2 separate regions of the Homo sapiens genome follow, and region 2 is linked to region 1. A link is a loop called in an ENCODE intact Hi-C map of the cell type or tissue named here. Cell type or tissue: OCI-LY7. All regions are shown on one strand. Each heading gives the region's core, and the rest is flanking DNA. Links, peaks and the distances in the headings are about the cores only.

Region 1 (11,663 bases), core at 2,148-10,147:
ACCTCCTTCCCAAAACCTTTATTTCTTTCCCTTTCCAACTCAAATCCCATTCTGGATTAACCCATCTTTCTATTCCTATACCATAAAATTCATGACCTTCAACCTCAACAAGAATTTCTCTGCTAATATTCCTCTTATGTGCTCCTTAATCTCATGCCTCTCCCATTTCCTAATAGGCTCTTCCCAAGCCCGTGCCTGTCACAATGCTCAGTGAAGTACCTCACATCACCACTTAAAAATGAGACCATTCCCAGTCTGTCTGAATCAGCACTGTACCTTCCATGGTAGAGTGTGTGTGAAATTTATCTTTTTCCTAAAGCTAATTTCTCAATCTATTCTAGGAAACTGATTAATTTCCATTTTAGATTTATCTTGACAACCGTTTACACTATTTCCCCTATATCTTCAAGACGACCGGGCTTGGTAAGGAGCCAGCCAACTATTAAAAAGATTACATTCTCATTTTCTAACTATATTCAGGCTTCTTGAATGACTCTGACCCTGTCCGTAATATGGCATGTTCTTTCCTAACTGGGCAAAAGAGTTTACATTATCTTCAGCTAGTTTTCAGTATATAAAGGAATACACCTCCATGGTTCAATCAGGAAAGAGGACTTCTACAAGATTCTACTAAGGATCAATCTGGTTCTCAAATGCTACAGGTCTTCTTTTTGGTAAAGAAAAGATATTTAACAGTGGTGCACAGGCCTGTCTTAAAAATCCTACCAGAGATATTCTCACCTCCATTACCCCTTTGTTTTCAAGATAAAGAGAGTTTCCGAGAAGATATTCAAAACAGAAGAGGATATTTTTGAAGTGTTACTTTAAAGGAAGGTAAAATGGGTTTAGGCAATTTATTTTGAAGCTAAGCCAATGTAAGAATTCTAGTAAATTGAGGGCATGTCACATCTTTAACAGATGCTCACCTGGGGAGAAAATGTCTGCAATATCTAAAATGTAGGGGATTATTAGATTTTTCAAACTCCTATAAATCAGCAAGAAAATGACAGAAAATATTAAGATTACCAAAACACTTTAATGAAATCTGAACAGTTATTGAGTACAAAAGACATGTTCAACCTCACTAGAAATCAAATAAAATAAACTCAAATACCTCTATATCTTTATGCACACACAACAGCAATGAGTGCCTAAGTCTACTAAGACATACACAAGAATGTTCCCGTTAGTAAAAAACTGAAAACCCAAAGGCTTATCTACAATAAATAATAAAGGATATATACTGATACAGTCACACAATGGAGTATTATACGACGATGAAAAAACAACTACACCCAACATGAGTAAATAATACAGACATAATCTGCACTGAAAGAAAACAGATACAAAAAAGTATATGTATATAACGTTCAAGAACAGGCAAATTTATGGAGAAGGCAGTCAGTATGGTGTTTATCTTTGGGGGTTGTAATACTGAATGAGAGTGAGCACATGGAAGAAACTAGGGTTCTGGAAATGAACTGTATATTAATTTGGATAGTGGTTAGTTTTACCTTTCATATCTAAATTCATAAATACTTAAGTGAAGGTATTCATAACAGATACCCAAATTAAGATAGTTCAAAGTTCATTTTCTTACTTAGGTTTAAAATTTCCAATATTTATCACAAAATAAATAAGCATGTAGGATCAAGTTTTTAGAGTAGAATTTTGCAGGTAATTTTAAATCTCAAGCCCTATGAAGGTTACTAAAAAAAAAAAAAAAAAAAAAAAAATTCCTAAAATGGAAACATTAAAAAGGAGAAATAAGATATTTACTTCACAAAATTACTCCTTTGGGGTCTTGCAGTATGATATGTATGAGTTACTGCTCAGAATATATAGACTGCCCTACTATCCTGTGCACTGGGATGATCACTACCACTTCTTCAAATCCAGCTAAAAGCATCACGGCCTCAATGAAGCCTACTCCCGCCAGAACTGTTCACGTGCCTCCTCTCTGCTCGTGTCCTATATATTACCTAAGCAGAGCTCACCAACAATATTTTTCATTAACAGCTTAGAGCAGCGCTGCCAAATAAAAATACCATGTCAATCATGTAAGTAATTTAAAATTTTCTTAGTAGCCACTTTTAAAATAGGAAAAAGGTGAAATCAGTCAATTTTATTTAACCCGATACATCCAAAATATTATCACTGCAGTATACAATCAATATAAAAAATTACGGAGATTTTCTTTTCCATGCTCAGTCTTAGAAATCTGTGGTATATTTTATATTTGCAGAACATCACAATTCAGACTACCCACATTTCAAAGATTAATAGCCACATGTGGCTACAGGCTGCTGTACTATTTAATAAAAAGTGCATATCTAGAGTCTAGCCCCTTGCTTTATAAAGTGTGATCTACCATCCAGCAGCATCAGCATCACCTGGGATCTTGTTAGAAATGTAGAAAGGCAGCCCATCTCAGAACTACTAGAAGAACTAAATTTAACAGGATACCCAGGATTGGAATTCATAGCAAAGACTGAGAAGCAGTAAATTAGATCACATATACCTTGGGAGTCTTACAGAATTGCTATTGCCATTCAACTATGATATGGTATTATCCCACCGACTAATATAGAACACTGTATTTAAATAACAATAGCTTTTCTATGAATCATGTTTTCTCTACACTGTCCAATGCAATTTTCTACAATGATGAAAATCTTCATATATGTGCTGCACAAAATGGCAGCCACTTGCCACATGTGGCTGTTGAGCACTTGAAATGTATCTGGAGCAAATGAGAAATTGCATTTTAATTTAATTAATTTTAATTGATTTAAACATGTGGCAAATGACTATCATACGACATAGCACAACTCCAGGGGAATTGGTTACTATGTCACAGTGTCATCTCTAGGAGAATCCTTAGGACAAATTTGGAAAGTTCTAGTCAAGATAATTCTTTTGATTAACTGTACTTCTTCTGTTTTTTTAATTTTATGAAGTCATATTTACCATCTTACACTGGCTAAGGGCAAATTTGCATCTTACCTCTAAGGAAGCATAATAAAAGTTACAACATGTGCTTTGTGTGTATTAATATTATTCCAGCTTATCATCAATTAAAAATACTAATATCTAGACCTGTACAGTCTTTTTAATTCTCTGAGAAGGACCTGGATACTCTGGAGAATACAAATCTGTGAGGAATAATGAGTTGATTAATGTCAACTTTCCCAGTCCAGATTCACCTAAAAGAAATAAGGGAAAATATCTGTTAAACTCACCCACTTTACCCAACCTTAAATATTCAACAGATGCTATAATTGAACTTGCTTTATGCAAGTATTTCTTGGTGAGACAATGAAATGACATTAGAAAATACGCTACAAAGAATAAGTATCTTGTCCTCAGTTTCTTAGCTATCAAATTAAACTCACGTTTCCAAGGATTCTTTTCAGCCTTCTAATTATACCACTTATATTCATTAAAAGTAATGTATCTAATAATCTACATTTTTAACAGTAATGTATTCCCAAAGAAAAAAGTCAGTCATTATTTAAAAATCCAAGTTGGATTATGTATCACTGCTTCAGTGAAATAAAGTTTTTCTTTATTAATAGACAATAATGAATGAATAATAAACAAGAAATCATGCAGCTATAAAAAGCAAAAATCTGCTAATACAAAGAATAATTAATCACAATGAACATCTCCGTATAAAATTCTAAATCACAAAAAATACTTTCTAATTTCGCCACCCATCAGCCTAAATATAAGGGTGCTTCTCCACAAACCAGAATCCAAAAAATCTTAGGTAATTACTTTTTCTACCGCTTCTACTCAAGGTAGGAGGTAGACACGAAGGAAGCTAGGGCATGATTTCTACTCTGACCACATACTCTTTTTTGACTCTCCATGTTTAGTCCAATATACATAGTCCAGTGTATAGTAACTATTACAAGTATACCAAAATATAAATGGCTTCAAGGTATATATAACCTAAGGTTAAAACAAATTATAAATCAGATTATGATAATTAACATGGCACAGAGTTAAAGTATTTATTGTTAATAACTCACTTAGCATAATAGGCATGTTTAGCCTAAGTAACTGATGTCACAATATTTTTATGCCTAGGAGGAATTCTTTTTATATTAGCTCTCAAAAGAGATAAGATTCTCTCCACGTGGTTTGGGCTTACCCCTTTGACTGAGAGCATGCCACTTTTTACTAGAGGTTGATGTATGACTCAACTTAGAGTTGAGGATGAAAAGTGGGGATCATAGCACCTGCCTATACCCTGGTACAGATCATATGATGTTGATTTATTTATTTGTGGAGTCAGGGTCTCGCTGTGTTGCCCAGGCTGGAGTGCAGTGGCACGATCATGGCTCACTGCAGCCTTGAACTCCTGGGTGCGGTGGTGCGCACCTGTAGTCCCAGCAACTCTGGCAGGCTGAGGCAGGAGAATCGCTTGAACTCAGGAGGCGGAGGTTGCAGTGAGCCGAGATTACGCCACTGCACTCCAGCCTGGAGACAAAGTAAGACTCCATCTCAGTGAAAAAAAAATTTAAATTAAAAAGTTCTAGTATCTAAAATGAGCAAAATCGCCAGGCGCGGTGGGTCACACTTGTAATCCCAGCACTTTGGGATGCAGAAGTGGGTGGACCATCCGAAGTCAGAGGTTGAGACCAGCCTGCAGTGAGCCGAGATTGCACCACTGCACTCCAGCCTGGGAGACAGAGTGAGACTCCATTTCAAAAAAAGAATTAGCCAAGCGTGGTAGCATGCACCTGTAGTCCTAGCTACCGGGGAGGCTGACAGGGAAGGATTCCTTGAGCCCGAAGGTCAAGGCTGCAGTGAGCCTTGTTTGCACCACCTCACTCCAACCTGGGCAAAGACCCCATCTCAAAAAAGAAAAAAAAACACAAAAACAAAAAACAAAACAGAACAGAACAGCATCACTTCCTTATCATTAGTTTGAAGGAAGTGAATTGCCTGTAAAACTTTCCATTTTCAAAAAAAGTATTAAAATATAGTGTAAAGCCAGGCACGATGGCTCATTCCTGTAATCTCAGCACTTTGGGCGGCTGAAATGGATTGCCCCAAGAGGTCGAGGCTGCAGCTGAGCGATCCTCCCGCCTCAGCCTCGCAAGTAGCGGAGACTACAAGTGCATGCCACCATGCCCAACTAATTTTTTGTATTTTTGTAGAGACAGGGTTTCACCATGTTGCCCAAACTAGTCTGGAACTCCTGAGCTCAAGCGATCCACCCGCTTCCGCCTCCGCCTCCCAAAATGCTGGGATTAGGGGCGTGAGCCACCGGGCCTGGCCCAATTACTTTCTTCAGTCTGAGCATGAGGGCTGGAAGAAAAGCTCTCACTTGCATATAATTTTTTAGAGACAGAGTCTCCCTCTGTTACACGGGCTGGAGTGCAATGGCGCAATCTCAGCTCACTGTAACCTCAACCTCCCGTGCTTGATCGCTTATATAATCTCAGCTCACTGTAATCTCAACCTCCCGGGCTCGATCGCATGTATATACACACATATATTTGTTTGTTTAGACGGAGTCTTGGTCTGTTGCCCAGGCTGGAGTGCAGTGGCGCGATCTCAGCTCACTGCAACCTCCGCATCCCGGGTTCAAACAATTCTCTGCCTCAGCCTCCCGAGTAGCTGGGATTACAGGCACCCGCCACCAGGCCCAACTAATTTTTGTGTTTTTAGTAGAGACCGGGTTTCAGTGAAACCATGCTGGCCAGGCTGGTCTTGAACTCCTGACCTCGTGATCCACCCGCCTCGACCTCCCAAAGTGCTGGGATTACAGGCGTGGGCCACCTCGCCCAGCCGATCGCTTATATTTTTAAAAAGATGTTTTCTTCGTTTCCTAGCCCCTTCTACCCCGCTACAAAGTTTCAAAGACTTAATGCTATTACAAAGGGCCGTCAGACGTCAAGCTCAGGGGTGCAGCTCCCTCATGCCGGGCAGCCTCAGAGGGGGCCGACCCTGCCCAGGATGAACGGCGCCAGGTAGCCGGGGACGCTACCGGGAGTCCCCGGGCCCTGGCTGGTGGAGGTGTTGTGGGGCGCACGTACCCAGGCTCAGGTGAGGCGAGTGGGCAGCCGGGGCTGCAGCTGGCGCTGGCCATTGAGGAGCTTCTGCGCGACAGTGCGATCGGTTGCACCTTCTGCGACAGGGGCCGGCCGGTTGGCGCGCAGCGCCTGCTAGCGCAGAGTCTGGCCCTTGCTGCGCCCGGCCCCGAAGACCGAGAAGTCGTAAAGCTCCTCCTCGCAGTTTATGTGCGGCGGCGGCCGGGCCGAAGCCTGGGGACACAGAACTGCCAGCTCAGCAGCCGGTTACATCCCGCCCGGCCACCCGTAGCCAGCGTCCGCTAATGCGCGATCCTGGAAGACCCAGCAACCCCGCCGCGAGTTCCGATTGGCTCCGCGTGAGTGGCGGTCTCCTGCGAAGTCACAAGAGCGCGCCTTCCGTGACGTCACAAGGGCGCGTCTTCGCCGACACCATAGAGGTGGGCCTTCCGCGACGCCACAGGAGCGGGTGTTCGCCTACGTCACTGGGGCGCTACAGTACCTGGAGCTGGGCAGTCTTCTCATCAGAGTGGGGACTAATAACAGTGACCTCCCCGCCAGGTCCTGTGTGTTGCCGGCTGAAGAAGGGTAGCTGAAAAATTCAGACCCAGCACAGTGTTTATGTTGGTCAAAAATAGAAAACTATGTCTGGCGTGGCCGAGGCGGGAGGACCCTTCAGGCCAAGAGCAGCCTAGCAACATGGCGCAACCCCATCTCTGTAGTCCTACCTCAGACCCCCAGCTACTTGAACCCAAAGGTTCAAGGCTCCAGTGAGCTATGATCCCACCACAGCATTCCAGCCTGCGAGATTGAGGTAAACCCTGTCTAAAAAAATTAAAAATCTATCCAAGTGTGCAACAGGGAGGGACTACTAAATAAAACATGAGGCTGGCTGGGCCCTACTGTAATCCCAGCACTTTGGGAGGCCGAGGCGGGAGGATGGATGGCTTGGGCTCAGGAGTTCGAGACCAGCTTGGGCAACATGACGAAACCCCGTCTCTACAAAAGATACAAAAATTAGCCGGGCGCGGTGCGCACCTGGCCTAATTTTCGTATTTTTTTCTAGAGATAGGGGGAGGGCCTCGCTATGTTGCCCGGGCCAGTTTCGAACTCCTGAGTTGAAGCGATCTTCTCACCTTGGCCATCAGAGTTGTCGGGATTACAGGCATGAGGGACCGCGCCCCACCTGGGTTAGGCTACTTAATAACATAAGAAAGTGCTCCGCCAGGCTCAGTGGCTGACGCCTGTAATCCCAACACTTTGGGAGGCCGAGGTGGGTGGATCACCTGAGGTCAGGAGTTGGAGACCAGCCTGGCCATGGTGAAACCCAGTCTCTACAAAAAATACAAAAATTAGCCGGGCGTGGTGGCGCATGCCTGTAGTCCCAGCTACTTGGGAGGCTGGTAAAGGAGAATTACTTGAACTGGGGAGGCGGAGGTTGCATTGGGCCGAGATCGCACCACTGCACCCCAGCCTGGGCGACACAGCGAGACTCCAAAGTTTGACACCAGCCTGGGCAATGTAGTGAAACCCTGTCTCTACAAAACAAACAAACAAAAACCCAGGCGTAACTGTGTCCACCTGTGGCCCTAGCTAGTTAGGAGGCTGAGGCAGGAGGATCACTTGAGGCCAGGAGCTCAAGGCTGCAGTGAGCTATGGTAATCCCACTGCTTCCCATCCTGAGCAATAGAATGAAAGCATGTCTCGAGATAGCTAGCTAGCTAGCTAGATAATTGATAGGTAGTTTTGTATCAAATTTTTTCCCTAAATTTGAACATGTTTTTCTAAAGTAGCATTCAACACGTCAGCATTTTACAGTGTTACTAGTTATTAATGTGATTATGTTTTTGTAAAGTATCCTTTACAAAAGCAGTTTTGTCTTTCAAAGCACACAGATAAGGCCCTCAAGTGAATTTGTCTGATGTTGGCGACCTTGGTACCATTTTGTCCACCTGATTGGAAAAGTCAGTCAATAATTTCAGGTCACTGTTGGCCTTAGAAGAAGAGCCCAAAGGCAACAAGCAAAGGCGCTGGTGTCCAGTCGCCTTCTAAAAGCATTTTCACTTTCCCTTAAGGTTTCCCTTGATGAACATAGAAGTATTGTATGTAGAATTGACCCAGTGCTGCCCTGGCAACTTTGTATATTAGGCCAAATTTACATTTCTTACTAACTTTATGAGAGGCACCCTGGTAGGCTAGTGGAGTTACACACACAGTCTGATTTCAGCTGCACTGTCCAGAGATGCAACACGGTCCAATCAAATAACATTCTCTGAGCCTGTTTCTTTAGCTGTAAAAGAAGAATAACATACCCATCTAAAAAGGCAGCTTATTGTATTTGATTGGTCTTTTATTTTCTATGAAACTGTGTTTAACACAGTAATTATTTTCATTTGTATACTACATTTGTGTTGTGTTTTTGATTTTAGTTTTGTTTTTGAAATGGAGTCTTTTTTTTAGTGGTTTTTTGTTTTGTTTTGTTTTGTTTTGTTTTTGAGATGGAGTATTTCTATTGTCACCCAGGCTGGAGTGCAGTGGCATGATCTCCGCTCACTGCAACCTCCACCTCCCAGGTTCAAGTGATTCTCCTGCCTCAGCCTCCTGAGAAGCTGGGATTACAGGTGCCCACCACCACACCCAGCTAATTTTTTAAATATATTTTTAGTAGAGATGGGGTTACAACATGTTGCCCAGGCTGGTCTCAAACTACTGACGTCAAGTGATCCACCCACCTTGGCTTCCCAAAGTGCTGGGATTATAGGCATGAGCCACCGCACCTGGCTTGTTTTCAAATAAGGGTTTCTTGGCTAGGCATGGTGGCTCACACCTGTAATCCCAGCACTTTGGGAGGCCAAGGTCAGTGGATCACCTGAGGTCAGGAGTTAGAGACCAGCCTGACCAATATGGAGAAACCCTGTCTCTACTGAAAATACAAAATTAGCCAGGCGTGGTGGTGCATGCCTGTAATCCCAGCTACTCAGGAGGCTGAGGAAGGAGAATTGCTTGAACCCAGGGGGCAGAGGTTGCAGTGAGCTGAGATCGCACCATTGCACTCCAGCCTGGGCAACAAGAGCAAAACTCTGTCTCCAAGTAAAAAAAAGATTTCTTAAAATGATATTTTCAGTATTTTATAGATGATGTGTAAGCAGCAATCTTAATAGGATGTTAACCCGACACTTTGCGAGACTGGCAGCTGATTTGATCCAGATGTCTCTAATTCTTTTTTCTTTTTCTTTTTCTTTTTCTGTTTTTTTTTTTTTTTTTTTTTTTTTGACAGAGCCTGGCTCTGTCACCCATGGCAGAATGCAGTGGCACGATCTCGGCTCACTGCAACCTCCACCTCCTGGGTTCAAGCGATTCTCCTGCCTCAGGTTCCCGAGTAGCTGGGATTACAGGCGTGCGCCACCATGCCCAGCTAATTTTTTGTATTTTTGGTAGAGACAGCGTTTCACCATGTTGGCCAGGCTGGTCTCGAACTCCTGACCTTAGGTGATCTGCCTGCCTCGGCTTCCCAAAGTGTTAGGATTACAGGCGTCAGCCACTGTGCCTGGCCCAGATGTCTCTAATTCTAACATGAGATGTATTGCAGGATCATAGCAGAGTGAGTTGCTGATGTATCCAGAAGGAAACGAGCATGGACTCTCACGACAGCTGTCCTGAGAAGTGTGTGTGTGCTGTGCTTGGATATCTCACTGCTCATTTATACACAGGCTTTCTGGTGACTGAGTTAACAGTATCTGTTTCATAAATAATGTAGCCCTCTTTCTTTCTTTCTCTCTCTCTCTTTTTTTTTTTTTTTTTTTTTGAGACAGGGTCTTGCTCTGTTACCCAGGCTGGAGTGCAATGGTGCAGTCTCGGCTCACTGCAACTTCAGCCTCCTGGGTTCAAGCGATTCTCCTGCCTCAGCCTCCCAAGTAGCTGGGATTACAGGCATGTGCCACCACGCCTGGCTAATTTTTTCTTTTTTGTTTTTGAGATGGAGTTTCGCTGTTGTTGCCCAGGCTGGAGTGCAATGGCACAATCTCGGCTCACCACAATCTTTGCCTTTCGGGTTCAAGGGATTCTCCTGCCTCAGCCTCCCAAGTAGCTGGGATTACAGGCATGTGCCACCACACCCGGCTAATGTTGTATTTTTAGTAGAGATGGGGTTTCTCTATGTTGGTTAGGCTGGTCTCAAATTCCTGACCTCAGGTGATCTACCCGCCTCGGCCTCTCAAAGTGCTGGGATCACAGGCATGAGCCATCGCTCCTGGCCTAATTTTTGTATTTTTAGTAGAGAGGGGGTTTCACTATGTTGGCCAGGCTGGTCTCGAATTCCTGACCTCAAGTTATCTGCCTGCCTCGGCCTCCCAAAGTGTTGGAGTTACAGGCGTGAACCACCATGCCTGGCCAGCTCTATTTCTTTAAGACTACATGTTTTGCACTTGTTAAAAGTATTTGAACATACAATTACTCAGCTTCCCTTGTTTATGCTTGAATTTTGTATAATCTTAAATATTTTTTCCAATCTAAGCTTTATTTTATCCCGTTTCTTCTATATTTGTATAACTTTAGGTGGCTATCTTCATTGAAAGTTTTTTCTCAAAAGCCTTAAAATAGAACGTAGTTCTTGGCAGCAATTTGAAAGTTATTTGAGGAGAAGGGGAGACTTAAAATGATGATTCAAATGAAGCAAACTAAAAAGTAATAAAGCAAGACAGAGGAAAAAGCAGTATTCACTTGAGCACATCCCAAAAGAATAACATTTCAAATGTAACTAGAAAAAAGTATGCTGAAGTTCGCAATACAGAAATAATTATTAATAAGATAGCTTTAAAGCCCTGCTCAGCTTTTCAATGTTGGGAATTGACCCAGAGGTGGCTGTAACCTAAGATGGTTCCTTCAGTAATGACCATTTTTTCTTTTTCAAGATGATGATTATTCCCCACCTTCTGAGAGACAAAGACCAACGAGCCACCACAGCCACCAGTCCCAGAACCCGCCAATGCTGGGGAACGGAAAATGAGGGAGTTCAACTCTGGTAAGTTCTTAGCAAAATCCATGACCTTTTCCTTTATCTTCTGGACTCTCAGTGTGACTGATGAAAGTTACCACATGCTCTGCAGGGGGAAATGGTTTAGCATGTATTACTACGTCTTAATCACATCTTTGTAAAGCCAGGAGCATTTTGAAAGTCACGTTACAGACATTGTTTAAACATAGTCTGTATTTACCAAAGTATAGGACATTGTATCATCTCGTATTAATTAGTTAGTCGGCTCAAAATTAGTGCTAATGACTTAGTAATTCAGTGATTTCTGTTAGCTTTAAAACCTTTATTTCAGAACTATTTCACCTCTTGGTTTTCATTTTTGCTGTGCGTCACTGCCTGCCGGCTGCTAATTTATTAACTCCCAGTGAATCGTGTCCTGTGAAGGGACTGAATATTAGTGGCAAATTATGTTGATGATTTGTATTTTGAATAAATAGTTTGAATACATAGAACATTAAGCTTGTATACATTTTGAAAATAGTATTTTAATATTCTACTGTGTCATAGTCACAACGATTGGATATATATTGAATTTATATGTACTTTAAGTTGTTATATGTTTATGGTCTTTAGCATTCTAACAT
Region 2 (11,663 bases), core at 1,514-9,513, 73 kb after region 1:
CAGACAGTAGAATCAATGAGCAACAAGATGTCCTAAGGGCAAGTAGGGCCTGGTCAGACCAGTGTGCTGGCCAGAATTACACCGGAGAAGAAACTTGGCGATTGAAGCAAAACCAAAATAAGCTAAGCCATGGAGAAAATCCCCTTGCGGAGGGAAAATGAGCTTGGTTTTGGCGAGAGGATAAAGGAGGACAGGGCAGGAACTGAGCTGGGACTCCAAAAAGGGCCGAGAGAAGCCATCCCAGGGGGACCTCCTGCCTGTGGGTGTCATTGCAGCCAGTTTGCCACTTGTTCCCTTTGCTGTCAGTTGGCTTAGAAGTGGGTGGGTGACTTAGCTGTGCTGCTAGAACGTAGAGGGATTTCCAGCCCATGCAGCACGCCATCCCATTTCCCGGGCATGGTGGCTCACGCCTGTAATCCCAGCACTTTCAGAGGCCAGGGCAGGTGGATCACGAAGTCAAGAGTTCAAGACCATCCTGGCCAAGATGGTGAAACCCCGTCTCTACTAAAAATACAAAAATTGTGGGCCAGGCACCGTGGCTCATGCCTGTAATCCCAGCACTTTGGGAGGCCGAGGTGGGTGGATCACCTGAGGTTGGGAGTTTGAGATCAGCCTGGCTAACACGGTGAAACCTGGTCTCTATTAAATATGCAGAATTAGCTGGATGTCCTGGCACATGCCTGTAATCCCAGCTACTTCGGAGGATGAGGCAGGAGAATCGCTTGAACCTGTAGGCGGAGGTTACAGTGAGCCGAGATCATGCCACTGCACTCCAGCCTGGGTGATAGAGAGAGACTCCGTCTCAACAACAACAACAACAACAAAACAAAAACATATGGCGAGATGGCTGGGACCATCTTGAGACCACGAGGCAACAAGACCAAGGGGAAAAGCCCACATACTGAGGATGGCAGAGCCTATGTCCTCCATGACAGCGTTGAGCCACCATACCTATCCTGGAACCCCCACTTCCAGTCTTACTGATCTGTAAGTCACGTGTCTTTATTTTCTGGGCAGATTTCTGCTACCTGCAGCCTAAAGCATCCCTCACCGCTTCTCAGAACCCCGTGACTGTTGCTGTAACTCCCAATGGAAAATCAACCTAAGTTTAGACATTAGAAATCAAATTATTGCTCATATGGAGGGAATAAGAATGAGGATTGGTCTTAGCCTACAGAGGAATCCCAGCTCAGAGTCCTAACCCCAAGGCCTAGGGGACATAGACAAGGAAAGAAAGAGATATTCATGCAAGTTCCAGACATCTTCTTTTTTTATTTTGAGACTGAGTTGCTCTGTTGCCAGACTGGAGTGCAGTGGTGTGATCTCGGCTCACTGCAACCTCTGACTCCCTGGTTCAAGCAATCCTCTTGCCTCAGGGTCTCAAGTAGCTGAGATTACAGGCAAGTGCCACCATGCCCAGCTAACTTTTTTTTTTTTTTTTTTGTATTCTTAGTAGAGACAGGGTTTCACCATGTTGGCCAGGATGGTCTCCATCTCCTGACCTCATGATCCACCCACCTTGGCCTCCCAAAGTGCTAGGATTACAGGTGTCAGCTACCTTGCCCAGCCTTAGACATCTTCTAAAACAGGACTCGATGAATTGTGGTAACTCAGTGGGGCTTTAATGCCTGAGATTTTGAGTGTGAGCAAGGGAACTAACTAGAAAAAGTTGATGGCAGCTGGAACTAAACTGGCCTAGTGGGAAATAGGCCTTTCAGTTACTCTCTAGCCATCAACCTTAGTGCCACCTTAGTTCTCAGGAATAAGGTGTCCTCAGTTGCCATTCTCTATGTGCATAGCCACCGCCCCCCACCCCAACCCCTCTGCAACTTTGTTCATTCCTCATCTCCCCTGCCTCTCCTCTTTTTTCCTACATTTTCTTTCTGGCTTCTCTCTCTTTTTTTTTTTTTTTTTTTTTTTCTTAGGATGGAGTCTCACTCTGTCTCCCAGGCTGGAGTGCAGTGGTGCGATCTCGGCTCACTGCAACCTGCGCATCCCAGGTTCAAGCGATTCTCCTGCCTCAGCCTCCCCAGTAGGTGGGATTACAGGTTTATGCCACCACACCTGGCTAATTTTTGTATTTTTAGTAGAGATGGGGTTTCACCATGTTGGCCAGGCTGGTGTTGAACTCCTGACCTTGTGATCTGCCTGCCTTGGCCTCCCAAAGTGCTGGGATTCTAGGTGTGAGCCACTGAGCCTCTTTCTGGCTTCTCTAAGCAAAGCTAGGAGCCAAAAATCTACAAAACCTAACTCACTTCTATTAAGAACTCAATGGGCCGGGCATGATGGCTCACGCCTGTAATACCAGCACTTTGGGAGGCCAAGGCAGGTGGATCAAGAGGTCAGGAGTTTGAGACCAGCCTGACCAACATACTGAAACCCTGTCTCTACTAAAAATACAAAAATTAGCCTGGCGTGTTGGCACATGCCTGTAGTCCCAGCTACTTGGGAGGCTGAGGCAGGAGAATTACTTGAACCTGGGAGGCAGAAGTTGTAGTGAGCCAAGATTGTGCCACTGCACTCCAGCCTAGCTACAGAGCAAGAATCCTTCTCAAAAAACAAACAAAAACAGAACTCAATGGGAGAGTTACTGTAGGGAGAGACAAGGATGTATTGGAAGACTTAGAATGCTGGTTCAAGGCCAAGGAATGAGGCTGGTAGGAGAGAAGCTTTCTTCTGGTCTGACTTTTGCCAAACAACATGTGCGTGTGTGTGTGTGTGTGTGTATGTGTGTGTGTGTGTGTTGCTTCAACACAAGAAATACGCCTGATTCTTCCCTTATGGAATAAGAAGCTGAACGTAAGAGCTCTAGCCCATCCTCTTTAAATCTCTGTTTTTGAAAATATGAAACAAAGAGAAACTGGCATCCTCCTAATGTATCTTAGAAATACCCACTATTTCATTTTACTCAGACCTGGAGAAAAAGCACCTGCAGCCACATTTTCCCATCTCCAAATAATCTTCAGCATTTGTAGAGATGTGGTCCTGGAAGTTCATCAGATATATGGGGCCTACCTATGAGTGTGTTGTGATGATATTAGAATTTGCAACTGCCATATTCTGGCACCAAACCCAGCACCTCTCAATGCTGTCCTTCTGCACCCCACATATTGTGTAATGTTTTGAAAGGCAAAGCCAGTGCACCATTGATTTTTGCCTGTTGCTTCATTCCCTCAACAGAGACGTAAGGAATGAAAACTTTGATTGGGGTGAAAGAAGCAAAAAAGTTTAAACTCCTACTTTAATGGGATTAATGTTTTAACGTGAATCTTAATAAACCCTGAATTCCTCCAGCAAGTTTCTCTATATGTCACTGAGGATTCTCTGAAATCCAATAAGGAAAAAAACTGGAAGACTTTTTCCCCTTCTTCATCATCAAGGTTTTTCTCCGGGATGAATTAGCCTGATTAGTGCCTGAAAGTTCTCCCATGATCCGTCCAAGCTCATTCCTTTTTTGTGTGTGAATTCTCCAATGATGAGAAAGCTAAACTTGTCCCCAAGTGATTTTCCACACTCATTGTACTCCTAAGACTTCTTTCCAGTGTGGATGATCTCACATTCCATATTCCCCATGCTTCCCCGAGTTTTCCGTCTTCATTACGTATGACCATTTAAAGTCCCACCTGAATTAGCTGATATTGTCTAAGTATGGAACTCTGATTGAAGGTTCTTCCTCATCCATTATACTCACAAGGCCCCTCTGTGCTACAAAATCCCAGAATGTCTGATTAGCTCTGGGCACCATCTCAAAGCATTTTTACGTCCATTACACACATACGATTTTCCTCCATTGTGAATTCTCTGATGTTGAATGAGCTATACTTTTCCAAAAGCTCTTGCACATTTCTGCATTGATAGACTCTTTGTTGCATGTGAATTAGCTGATGCTGCATTGGAATGTTGACGATGCCTCCCCCATCTCCACAGATTCTCTCCAAAATAAACGTTACAGTGTTCAATAGCATGTGAGCCCCAGGGAAAACTGCCTGTATAAGTGACAAAGATGTTCTCTGTGATATAAACACTGTAATATTGAATAAATTCTGAATTCTGTTGCACAACTTGACCATATCATATTTGGAGTTTCTCTCACTTCTAAAACATGTAAATGGAATCACGATTTTTTCTGTATTCATGGCACTCAATAGAATGGGGTCCCTAAAATGGTCCTCTACATGTCCCCATGTTTGTAATGGCCCAAGGGGTTCTTCCTGACTACCACACAAACAAAATCCACTGAAGACCATGGCGTTAAAGAGTTTCATTGATGCGAAGCCAGCTATGCCACGTGGGAAATGGAGTTATTACTCAAATCAATCTTGCTAACGTCTTGCAGAAGAGGGATTTTTCCAAGATAGTGTTGTGGGCAAGGGGCTAGGATAGGGGGCCTGCTGATTGGTTGGGTGCAGGAGATGAAATCATAGAGAATTAAAGCTGTCCTCTTGGGCTGAGTCAGTTCCTGAGTGGGGGCCACAGGACTGGTTGGCAGGTGGGGACATCCAGTTGTCAGAAATGCAAAAATTTGAAAAGCGTTTTTTCCTTTTCTTTTGAGATGGAGTTTCACTCTTTTTGCCTAGGCTGGAGTGCAATGGTGCAATCTTGGTTCACTGCAACATCCACCTCCCGGGTTCAAGTAATTCTCTTGCCTCAGCCTTCCCTAGTAGCTGGGATTACAGGCATGTGCCACTATGCCTGGCTAATTTTGTATTTTTAGTAGAGACAGGATTTCTCCATGTTGGTCAATTTGGTCTTGAACTCCTGACCTCAGGTTATCCACCCACTTCAGCCTCCCAAAGTGCTGGGATTACAGGTGTGAGCCACCGCGCCCAGCCCTGAAAAGCATTTTTTTCTAAGAATACATATAGATTTTCCCCATTCATCAGATTTTTCTTTTCCTTTCTTTTTTTTTATTTAATTTTTATTTTGAGACAGAGTCTTGCTCTGTCACCCAGGCTGGAGTGCAATGGTGAGATCTCGGCTCACTGCAAACTCTGCCTCCTGGATTGTTCAAGTGATTCTCCTGCCTCAGCCTCCTTCCTGAGTAGCTGGGATTATAGGCACCTGCCACCATGCCCAGCTAATTTTTGTATTTTTAATAGAGTCGGGGTTTCACCATGTTGTCCAGGCTGGTCTCGAACTCCTGACCTGAGCTGATCCACCCACCTCAGCCCCCCAAAGTGCTGGGATTACAGGCATGAGCCACTGCACCTGGCCTACTCTGCTTTTTCAAAATGCTTGTGGTAAAAACAAGATAGATATGTTGGAGTTAGTATTCATGTAGAGATTTAAAAATGTCTTCAAGAGGGGTTAAGCGTGGTCAGTTGTGTCTTTATGGCCAAGCACTTAGATAAATTGAAAAAAGATGAAAATCATGTAACATAATCACAAAAGATTGTGTTCACAATGATGTCGGGGATCTCACGAAGGTTCCTTAATATAGACAACATTTTAACCATAGCCATATTTTAAGCAGTCATCTTTTTTCTCTACAATGTATTCCTGGACTGCTTTGTTAAAAAGTCACATTTTCTTTTAATAATTACTGATATCCTGAAGCGGCATCAAACAAATTCTAATTCCAATGAATATCTCATAAAAGCAAAAACATGGCCAGGTGCGCTGGCTCACGCCTATAATCCCAGCACTTTGGGAGGCCGAGGCAGGCGGATCACCTGAGGTCAGGAGTTTGAGACCAGCCTGGCCAACATGATGAAACCTCGTCTCTACTAAAAATACAAAAATTAGCTGGGCGTGGTGGTGGGTGCCTGTAATCCTAGCTACTCGAGAGGCTGAGGCAGGAGAATCGCTTGAAACTGGAAGGTGGAGGTTGCAGTGAAACAAGATCATGCCACTGCACTCCAGCCTGGGCAACAAGAGCAAAACTCCATCTCGAGTTAATGGGTGCAGTACACGAACATGGCACATGTATACATATGTAACAAACCTGCACGTTGTGCACATGTACCCTAAAACTTAAAGTATAATAATAATGAAATAAAAAAAAATTCTAGTCCAATAACATTCAAAAGAGATTTACTTAGCCAAAAAATCCTAAACAACCCTTTTGTCAATCAAGAGGAGAATAAATAAATTGTGGTATGTTCAGACCAAAACCTCCACTCAACTATAAAAAGGAACCTACTGATGCATGCAGTGTGAGTGAATCTCACATTGTGCTCAGTGAGACGTGTTAAACACAAAAGGGCACATACTGTGTGATTTTAGTTACATGAAATTCTAGAACAGGCAAAGTTAACCTATAGAGAGAACAATCAGATGAGTGGTTGCCTGGAGTGGGGAGTGAAAGGGAGATTGCCTGTAAAGGGGAGGGAAGGAGGTGAAAATGTTTTATACCTTTGATAAAAGTCATCTACTTGATATTTCAAATATGTAGAACTTATTGTCCGTAAATTATGTCTCAGTAAAGCCGGTTTATTAAAAAAAAGGCAAAAACATAACAATGGGGTAGTCTTTAGTAATATACAAGGGTTATACTATGCTTGGAGTGCTGTGACTTTGGATACAGATGTCTAACAAGATCGGTTATTTTACAGCCTTCAATGCACTCTGAAGTCCACACAAAACACAAACTATTCTGCTTTTCTGTCCAGTCCAAAAATAGCCCTAGGAAAAAACCTTTTAACATTAACAATGTGCTTCCCTTTTTAGAATTCTGGAGAATCATGGGGAAATTATGTATAAGATATAGGGCTCTTTTCAAAATCAGCTTTTCAGAGAAAACTGAAATATCCTTTCTCTTTCTTCTGATAAATTTCCCTGAAAGAAACAGAAACACACCAAGTAATCCCATTGATCTTTTTTTTTCTTTCTTTTTTTTTTTTTTTTCTGAGATGCAGTCTTGCTCTGTCATTTCAGCTGGTGTGCAGTGACACGATCCCGGCTCCACTGCAACCTCCACCTCCCAGGTTCAAGCGATTCTCCTGCCTCAGCCTCCTGAGTAGCTGGAATTACAGGCAGTCAACACCAAGCCTGGCTAATTTTTGTATTTTTAGTAGAGACGGGGTTCCACCATGTTGGCCAGGCTGGTCTCAAACTCATGACCTCAGGTGATCCACCCACCTTGGCCTCCCAAAGTGCTGGAATTACAGACATGAGCCACCACGCCCGGCCTCAGTTTCAGCACTTTTTTTTTTTTTTGTGATGGAGTTTTGCTCTTGTTGCCCAGGCTGGAGTGCCATGGCGCGATCTCAGCTCACTGCAACCTCTGCCTCCCCAGGTTGAAGCAATTTCCCGCCTCAGCCTCCTGAGTAGCTGGGATTACAGGCGTGTGCCACCATGCCTGGCTAATTTTGTATTTTTAGTAGAGACGGGGCTTTGCCGTGTTGGCCAGGCTGGTCTCGAACTCTGACCTCAAATGATCCACCACCTCAGCCTCCCAAAGTGCTGGGATTGCAGGCATGAGCCACCTTGACCGGCCAGTTTGAATGCTTTCTATCAATCCACGTTTGTCTACTGACTCTTCCTCACCTTCATATTGTTAATTGAGTCCATCTAGTGAGTTTTAAATTTTTGTTATTGTATTTTTGTTTTAAAATTTCCATTTGAGGCTAGGTGTTGTGGCTCATGCCTGTAATCCCAGCACTCTGGGAGGCCGAGGTGGTCGAATCACTTCAATTCAGGAGTTTGCGACCAGCCTGGGTGACATGGCAAGACCCTATCTCTACACAAAATACAAAAATTGTGCATGCTTCGGTAGCACATATACTAAAATTGGAAAGATACAGAGAAGATTAGCATGGCCCCTGCACAAAGATGACATGCAAATTTGTGTTGCGTTCCATATTCGCTTGAACCTGGGACAAGGAGGTTGCAGTGAGTCTAGATCGTGCCAGGGCACTCCAGCCTGGGCAACAAGAGCGAAACTCTGTCTCAAAACCTCAAAACAAAACAAAACAAAACAAAACAACAAAACAAGGCCGGTGTAGTGGTTCATGCCTGTAATCCCAGCACTTTGGGAGGTGGAGGCAGGTGGATCACCTGAGGTAAGGGGTTCAAGACCAGCCTGGGCAACATGGTGAAACCCCCGTCTCTACTAAAAATACAAAAATTAGGCCAGGCATGGTGGCTCATGCCTGTATTCCCAGCACTTTGGGAGGCCGAGGTGGGCAGATCACAAGGTCAGGAGATCGAGACCTTCCTGGCTAACACATTGAAACCCTGTCTCTACTAAAAATACAAAAAATTATCTGGGCATGGTTGTGGGCGCCTGTAGTCCCAGCTACTCAGGAGGCTGAGGCAGGAGAATCGCTTGAACCCAGGAGGTGGAGGTTGCAGTGAGGTGAGATCAGGTCACTGCCCTCCAGCCTGGGCGACAGAGCAAGACTCTGTCTCAAAAGAAAAAAAAAAAGAAAAATTAGCCAGGCGTGGTGGCGGGCACCTGTAATCCCAGGTGCTCGGGAGGCCAAGGCACTAGACTCGCTTGAACCAGGGAGGCAGAGGTTGCAGTGAGCTAAGATTGTGCCATTGTACTCTAGCCTGGGTGACAGAGTGAGACTCTGTCTCAAAAAACAAAACAAAACAAAACAAAACAACTAACAAAAGGATAATAAGGGAATACTAAGCAATTCTACCCATATAAATCCAACAAGTTGGATGAAATGGACCAATTCCTTGAAAACTACAAACTACCAAAAAACACTCCATAGGAAACATAATTTTTAAAATCTTGTAACAATTTTAAAAATTGAATTCATGGTTTTTTATTTTTATTTTATTTTATTGTGAGACTGTATCTCACTCTGTCACCCATACTGGAGTGCAGTGGCACAATCACGGCTCACTGCAGCCTTGACTTCCTGGGCTCAGGTGATCTTCCCACCTCAGCCTCCTGAGTAGTTAGGACTACGGGCGCCCGCCACCACACCCAGCTAGATTTTTATTTTTTGTAGAGATGGGGTTTTGCCAAGTTGCCCAGGCTGGTCTTCAACTCCTGGGGCTCAAGCAATCCACCTGCCTCAGCCTCCCAAAGTGTTAAGATTACAGGCATGAGCCACTAGGCCCAGCTGAATCCTTTTTTTTTTTTTTTTTTTTTTGAGATGGTGTCTCAGTCTATCACCCAGGCTGGAGTGCAGTGGCACAATCTTGGCTCCCTGCAACCTTTGCCTCCTGGGTTCAAGCGATTCTTTTGCCTCAGCCTCCCAAGTAGCTGGGACTACAGGTGCCCACCACTACACCTGGCTAATTTTTTGTATTTTCAGAAGAGACAGAGTTTTACTATGTTGGCCAGGCTGGTCTCGAACTCCTGACCTCATGCTATCCACCCACCTCAACCTCCCAAAGTGTTAGGATTACAGGTGTAAGCCACCACGCCTGTCCTTGAATTCATAGTTTTAATAAAAGAATTTCTTGTCTTCATGGTCGCATACAACTAGTTTGGTGATTCCCTGGAAGGACCCATGTGACTCTAGATCAAGTTATACTCTAGGTGAAGGTTTATTACAGTGGAGGATACAATACAAAGACAGCAGGAAAAAGGATATTAATAGATGAAGGCTGGAAGGTCAAATGCATACTTAACCTCTGCAGGGACAGCACAGACTTATCTTTTCCAGGAGCAAACTGCAAGGACTTGTGTGAGATGTCCTTGCCCAGGAAATCGCACTTGAGTTCTGGAGTCAAAATTTGTGTGGTTAGGCCAGGCACAGTGGCTCATCCCTGTAATCCCAGCACTTTGGGAGGCCGAGATGGGAGAACTGCTTGAGTCCAGGAGTTTGAGACCAGCCTGGGCAACATGGTAAGATCAGATCTTTATTTAAAAAAAAAAAAAAAAGGCTGGGCGTGGTGGCTCATGCCTGTCATCCCAGCACTTTGGGAGACCAAGGCGGGTGGATCACCTGAGGTCAGGAGTTCGATACCAGCCTAGGTAACATGGTGTAACCCCATCTCTACTAAAAATACAAAAATACAAAAATATTAGCTGGGCATGTTGGCAGGCACCTGTAATCCCAGCTACTCTGGAGGCTGAGGCAGGAGAATCGCATGAACCCGGGAGGCGGAGGTTGCAGTGAGCCTAGGTCGTGCCACTGCACTCAAGCCTAGGAGACAAGAGCAAGACTCCATCTGGCTCATGGCTGTAATCCTAGCACTTTGGGAGGCTGACGGGGGCGGATCACCTGAGGTCAGGAGGTCGAGAGCAGCCTGGCCAACATGGTAAAACCCCATCTCTACTAAAAATGTAAAAAAATTAGCCGGCTATGGTGGCACACACCTGCAATCCCAGCTACTTGGGAGGCTGAGGCGGGAGGATCACTTGAACCCAGGAGGCGGAGGTTGCAGTGAGCTGAGATCACACCATTGCACTCCAGCCTGGGTGACATTCCTGCCATGTGACCAAACAGCCCTAAACCACCAGGTTGGGCATCATGAATCTTTTATTCTTTTTTTTTTTTTTTCAAAAATGGGGTCTCACTATGTCTCCTAGGCTGGAGTGCAGTGGCATGATCATAGCTCACTGTGGCTTTTTTTTTTTTTTTTTTTTTGAGACAGAGTCTCGTTCTGTCACCCAGGCTGGAGTGCAGTGGTGTGATCTTGGCTCACTGCGACCTCTGTCTCCTGGGTTCACATGATCCTCCTGTCTCAGTCTCCCAAGTAGCTGAGATTACAGGCACTCACCACCACGTCCAGCTAATTTTTTGTATTTTCAGTAGAGACAGGTTTTTGCCATGCTGGCCAGGCTGATCTTGAACTCCTGACCTCAAGCGATTCTGCCTGCCTCGGCCTCTCCAAATTCTGGGATTACAGGCCTGAGCCACTGAGCCTGGCCAAGCATCATGAATCTGTATGTTTACTTTAAACCTGCTGACAGCCTGGTTCATCTGGGCTCACTGTTTTGGGCGTGGAGAATAACATCTGACCCGGTAGCTATGTGAATATTCCAGGAGTTTGGTTTTCAGACTTTGACCAATGGCCATGCTTTGGCTATAGAAATAAGTGAGAAATGAATGAATCAGACCTGTTGTGTTAACTCTTTCCTCCCACTCTTAAAAAAGGTATCTCCAGACCCAGATAGTTTCACTGGAGAAGTCTGCTCATAGTTAAAGAAATAGCAACACCAATTACACGTAATCTCCAGAAAACAGAAGAAGGGGCATTTCCAGACTGACGAGGCCAGTACAGTTGACCCTTATAACTGCAGGTTCCCCATCCATGGATTCGGCCAACCACAGATCGAAAATATTCCAAAATATGGACTCTAGGCACGGTGGCTCACACCTGTAATCCCGAGAATCACTTGAACCCAGGAGGCGGAGGTTGCAGTGAGCCGAGATCACGCCACTGCACCACTGCACCACTGCACCGCTGCACTCCAGCCTGGATGACAAGAGTGAAACTCCGTCTCAAAAAGAAAAAAATCACTCTGGGTGGGCATGGTGGCTCACACCTGTAATCTCAACATTGTGGGAGGCCAATGAGAAAGAATTGCTTGAGCCCAAGAGTTTGAGACCAGCCTGGGCAAATAGCAAGACCCTGTCTCTACAAAAAAATTTAAAAATTAGCTGGGCATGGTGGTGCTTCTCTACTGTAATCCCAGGTACTTGGGAGGCTGAGATGGGAGGATCACATGAGCCCAGGAGTTCCAGGCTGCAGTGATCTATGATTGCAACACTGTACTCCAGCCTCGGGAACACAGCGAGATCCTGTCT

The links. A loop is a pair of places that touch in the nucleus more often than their neighbours do. Peaks named below come from ENCODE experiments on the same cell type or tissue, not always from the same donor. Only the 100,000 strongest peaks of a DNase experiment are listed, where the experiment ranks them.
Region 2: it touches region 1 in a loop (5-fold over the local background); 10 of 110 quality-filtered maps call a loop at or near these places.

The regions. Positions count from the first base shown.
Region 1 is chr7:45,762,607-45,774,269 of GRCh38, forward strand. It overlaps the pseudogene SEPTIN7P2 and the pseudogene GTF2IP13. Among named protein-coding and RNA genes, the nearest start is that of CCDC201, 100 kb to the right of the region's middle. RefSeq lists enhancers at 6,244-7,021, 6,343-6,702. In OCI-LY7, for the core only: no CTCF peak of the experiment used is centred there; a DNase peak (open chromatin) is centred at 6,455; H3K4me3 peaks cover 2,510 bases; H3K27ac peaks cover 1,256 bases.
Region 2 is chr7:45,835,933-45,847,595 of GRCh38, forward strand. It overlaps the pseudogene RNU6-326P. Among named protein-coding and RNA genes, the nearest start is that of CCDC201, 31 kb to the right of the region's middle. In OCI-LY7, for the core only: no CTCF peak of the experiment used is centred there; a DNase peak (open chromatin) is centred at 6,179; H3K4me3 peaks cover 784 bases; H3K27ac peaks cover 1,344 bases.